Regions from separate parts of the Homo sapiens genome. Here region 1 is linked to region 2. Evidence: read pairs that join two places in POLR2A ChIA-PET (ENCODE). Cell type or tissue: Panc1. All regions are shown on one strand. Region 1 overlaps ARRB1 (arrestin beta 1). Region 2 overlaps UVRAG (UV radiation resistance associated).

Region 1 (2,500 bases), 570 kb after region 2:
TGTTACCTGCTTGTAGGAACGCTCTGTGTTCTGTTTGCACTGTGATCTGTGTCATGGTAACCAAAGGAGTTGTGTAGTGCAGAGCCCTGCAGTTTCCCTGGCCAGACGGGAAGCTTTATGTAGACAGGGCCCTTTGCCCAAATCTGCCCTATTCACCATATGTCTGATGGCCAACAGCATCTGACACACAATAGGTGCTCAATAAATTCTGTTGAATATTCATAAGAAGATCTAATGTGTATTACTAGGTGCCAGACACTACACTCACTTAATCCTCAGAACAACCTGATGGGGTGGGCACTGCTATCATCCCATTTTACAGATGAAGAAACAAGTTGAGTGAGGGGAGGTCACTTGACTGATGCCCTCTAGCCGGTTCCAACCAAGGCAGACCAGTTCACTAGGATAAAAAAGTGAATGAAAGAAGGACCCCTAAATTCCAGCAGCTTCAAGTAACTCAGATGAGGGCTGTAAGGAAAACACAGACTAAAGTCATCCCATAAAGCCTCTCTCAAATGGTGGTGAGCATGTGTGTAAGGAAGGTGGTTTCCGCCAGCAGGGAGAGAAGAAGGAGAGAAAAGGCCCTGGACAGGAGATGGGTTACTTTGGTGGTCACTCTCCCCTTGGGCTCCAAGCCTGGCTGCCTACTTTCCTGACCACAGCTTCTGCCTCCCAGGCTCACTCTGCCATAATAGAGTCCTGAGGAAGAGGTGGGGGGATGGTGGTGGGGGGGGGTGAGCAGGAATGGGGTGGGATTTTCTTCCACGTGGGGTGGGATTTTCTTCCACGTGCTGAGGTCATACCAGAGGCCTTTGTTCTTACCTACCTGGAGGCCTAAACTTTACCTTGTGCCTCTCCTGAAAGGAAGGAGGGCAGGAAAGCAGGTGTGCAGGTGAGGGAAAACAGAGAACAAGAGAAGTCAAAGGATTTGTCCAAGACACATAGGTCCCTGGGAGCCTCTTAGCCCCCACTAGTGAGTGTATGTGTGTGTCTGTGCACGTGTGTTGTGTTGAGGGCAGAGGGGCAAAGATGATGTCTCCCTATTGCTCAGCTCCCATGGCCCCTCCTGTCTCCTCATCCCAGCCTCCTGTCCCACCAGAGGAAAAGGCCCCCATGAAGGCTTTGCGAATGGAAATGAAGTGTGTCCCAGCGCCCAGTGGTCTGGGAGTCCAGGGCCATCTCTGTGCTGGCACTTCCTCTTCTGGGTTCCTTGGGTTTCCTAGCAGATTCCAGGCTTTCCAGAGACTAGGATGAATTTTACTCTACAATGTTTTTGAGTTTGTGCGGTGCTGGAGCCAGCCCAGCTGAGGTCAGGTCTGAGGGCTTTGGGAAGAGTTGGGTACTTGAGTGGGGTCTCGAAGGAGGAATCGGAGTTACCATGTGGAGCCCATGGCCTCTTCCTCCTGGAGCCTTCAGCCCTTGCGGGAACAGAGCTGAGCAGGCCCTGATGACTGATCCCTCCCCATCTCTGGTGGGGCTATCCAGCCCCCCAAGCTTTCAGAGGCTCCAGCCTCAGGGCCACCATCCAGCCACCCGCCCTTGGAGGCCTCAGCTTCTTTCCCGCCTCCTTCTCCACAGGTCTCAGTCTGCTGGGGATTCTGTTTTGGTTGGAAGGAGGAGGCGGAGGAGTTTGCATGTCTGGCTCTTTCCTCCTTTCTCATTCCTCCTCCTTTCCTCCTGCTTGCTGATCAAGATGTTTCCTCCGCCAGCCTGGCTCCACTCCAGCCCCCTCCCCACCTTGGGCAGGCAGCAGCCATCCTCTCCGGCCTGGGGCTTCTGTGGGCTGTGGCTTCCCAGGGTGCACCCTTAATGCCCTCTTCACCAGTGGAGGGTCTGTAGGCAAATCCTTCAGGATGGGGGCACCTCACCTCTTCTCTTCCTCCTCTGTTGAAGCCCAAATCTCCTGGGAGAAGAGGCTGCAGGACCACTCCAGGGCTGCCTCCTGCTCTGGGGGGGACTTTGGTCTCATCCCTGTCCCCGATGGGGCTTCGGTTTCCTGGGGAGTTCACAGCCAACTGGGCCTCTTGACACAGAGGTACATAGCATGCTTCGTATTTGTTTGGTAGGAGTTTTGTGCTGCTTTGCCAAGCATCTTTACTCCAGGCCTGGAAGCACTGGGTGGGGGCTACCCTCCACCCCACCACCTAGGCAAGTGGCCTGGAATGTAGAATTTGAGTACTTCTAATTTTTCAAACCCCAAGGGGTCCCCCTGGGGACCCTTACGGTCCCTTTCCCTGTCTGCTCCTCCTGGCTTACAGAGCTTCACAGGGATGAAACCAGCGTACATCCTGGCCTGACAGAGCCCAACCTCGGCCTTGTAGCCTTAGCACCTTGCACTGTGCCTGGGGCAGGGCAGATGCTTATTAAATTTTTGTGCAGTGAATGGCTGGAGGAGCAGCCAGGAAATCGCAGGGTGACCTGATGGAGCAGTGAGGACGGACAAGGTGCTGAGGGAACACTTCCCAGAGCCCAACTGCATTTTGAAGGATGAGTAAGAGTT
Region 2 (2,500 bases):
AGGGCAATGCTTTTCACTCTCTGTGGGGAAAGACCAGTTGGCTGGAGTTTTTTTTTTCTTCATTCCATTGTGAACTGATACTTTTGTAAAATACAATGAAGAGTCACAATAACGTCAAATTGCTATAGAAGTTTTGAAACTTTTACCCTCACTTTTTCCACGTTGCTCACCACAGATTGTGACAGACAGTTCCTAGACAAGCAGCGGTCCAGACTACATTTTGAATAACAATGGCCTAGCTTCTTTCACCTTAAAACACATAGGTTTATCAGATATTTATTTTTGTTTGTTAGCTTACAGTCAGAAATTAAATTCACTAATGTTTTAACCATTTGTATACCCCTTGCTGTTTTCTTATACACTATATGCTCCCTTTGGTATCATCTTCTATGTGCATCATTCAGCATGGGTAAAGGGTCTGTGGGTAGTAAACTCTCAATCTTTATGCATTTAAAACTATCCCTGACAGGTGCAGTGGTTCACACCTATAATCCCTGCTACTCAGAGGTGGGACTGGGCAACAGAGTGAGACTCTGTCTCAATCAATAAAATGCTCTCTCACCCTCGCTTTTTTTTTTTTTCTGTCACATAGGCTAGAGTGCAATGGTGCGATCACAGCTCACTGCAGCCTCAAATTCCTGGCTCAAACAATCCTCCCACCTCAGCCTCCCAAGTAGCTTGGACTACAGCCATGTACCATGCCTGGCTAATTTTTTTTTTTTTTTTTTTTTTTTTTTGGTAGAGATAGTATTTCATTATGTTACCCTAGCTGGTCTCAAATTACCCTCACTCTTGACTGAAAGTTTACTAGAAACAATTAATAATTAACAGCGCATTGAAGACCTATTTCTTCTGGCATCTACTGCTGCTGATGAGAAGTCTGCTGTCAGCCTAATTTGTGAGTAATATTTCCTTTCTCGCTGGTAGCTTTTCAAATTTCCCCTTTTAGGATTATTCTTAAAGTTCTGCAGTTTCTCTAAGCTGTCTTTTCTCGGCCCTTTTTTTAATAGGGAGAGCCCCACTCAGCTTTTCGTGCTCATTTAGTGCTCATTTTACCCTGAAGAGCCCATCTTTCTGCCTACTTCTGGGCAGAGTGGCCAGAAGGCCCAAGTCTTCTGCTTCTTCCCACTTCTTTGTGTTTCTATTCCACTTCTGTTTGGGAGATGTTTATTGCCTTGGTTTCTTGTTTGTTTTAGGAAGGAATAATTCTTCTTTTTTTCTTTTTTTTTTTGAGACGGAGTCTTGCTCTGGCCTCCAGGCTGGGGTGCAGTGGTGCGATCTCGGCTCACTGCAACCTCCACCTCCTGGGTTCAAGCAGTTCTCCTGCCTCAGCCTCAGAGTAGCTGGGATTACAGGCACCCGCCACTATGCCTGGCTAATTTTTGTGTTTTTAGTAGAGATGGGGTTTCGCCACGTTGGCTAGGCTGGTCTTGAATGCCTGACCTTGTGATCCACCTGCCTCGGCCTCCCAAAGTGCTGAGATTACAGGCGTGAGTCACAGCACCCGGCCAGGAATATTTCTTTTACATTTCTCCGATTTCATCAATCCTTGCTTCTTGCTTGGTGCTGAGGAAGGTCTCAAAGTGTACACTTACAATGTCATCTTGACTGGAAACTCTGCTTGCGGCTTTGTTAAAAAAGACAAGGTTTTTTAAGGTTCAGTCTACATGTCAGGTGTTCATTTGAAAGCTGGTAAAGGGGGCAAGATCTGCTGAACTTATCCAATTAACAAAGCTCACTAACTGAAGGACAATAGGGGAAAGTACACCACTAATTACGATCATATATTCAATAAGCATGTACTGACCATCTGCTTTTGAATCGCAGCTCTGCTACTCAGGGAGCTGCGTAATTTGGGGAAAGTTACTTAAGTTCTCTGTGCCAACTTCCTCTTCTATGAAAGGCCAAGTGTGAGGTTTAAATAAGGTAAAATGTGTAAAGTGTTTAGAATAGTGCCAGCATAGAAGTGCTCACTAAATACTAGCTATTATTCCCGTTAGAGGGAAACACTTACTCTGCATTCCCATGTTCCCACACAGGAGACAAATGCCCCACTCCATTTCTCAGGAGAAAAGGTCATGAAAGGAGCATCTGCAGTTTCTCTGTGTCCTCCACTCACTCCTCTCCAGGACCAGCAGATGACTGATCTGATGGCTGGGCTTCAGAGATGGACCTGTGTGTGACTGGCTTAATTCTTTCCAGGTTCTCTCCAATCAGAAACAACCTGTCTAACCACGCATACAAACTTTGCTTCTGGCTTGGAGGCTCAGGCTTTGTTCCTATAAGAGGAAGACCTTGGTTTCACTTGTTTTGTTATTTTGTGGGGGAGGTTCAGTCCAAGAGGAAGTATATAGAAGGAATCGACAAGCCCTTTTAGTCACAGCAAACTCTTTTAGTCACATAATTTAAATCACATTTGTCCATCAGTTTTATTAGTAATAAAGCCAATGTTCTGATCTACATTTATCTATCACCTATCCTTTTTTTTTCTTTCCCCTCC

Evidence for each region. ChIA-PET counts read pairs that join two places held together with the same protein. Peaks named below come from ENCODE experiments on the same cell type or tissue, not always from the same donor. Only the 100,000 strongest peaks of a DNase experiment are listed, where the experiment ranks them.
Region 1: POLR2A ChIA-PET joins it to region 2 with 7 read pairs; 2 of 35 experiments call an interaction of 5 or more read pairs at or near these places.

The regions. Positions count from the first base shown.
Region 1 is chr11:75,319,501-75,322,000 of GRCh38, reverse strand. All of the region lies in intron 1 of ARRB1 (arrestin beta 1), which reads left to right. Among named protein-coding and RNA genes, the nearest start is that of MIR326, 14 kb to the left of the region's middle. In Panc1, no CTCF peak of the experiment used is centred here; no DNase peak of the experiment used is centred here; H3K27ac peaks cover 2,344 bases.
Region 2 is chr11:75,891,908-75,894,407 of GRCh38, reverse strand. The region is part of intron 5 of UVRAG (UV radiation resistance associated); the gene reads right to left. Among named protein-coding and RNA genes, the nearest start is that of UVRAG, 78 kb to the right of the region's middle. In Panc1, no CTCF peak of the experiment used is centred here; no DNase peak of the experiment used is centred here.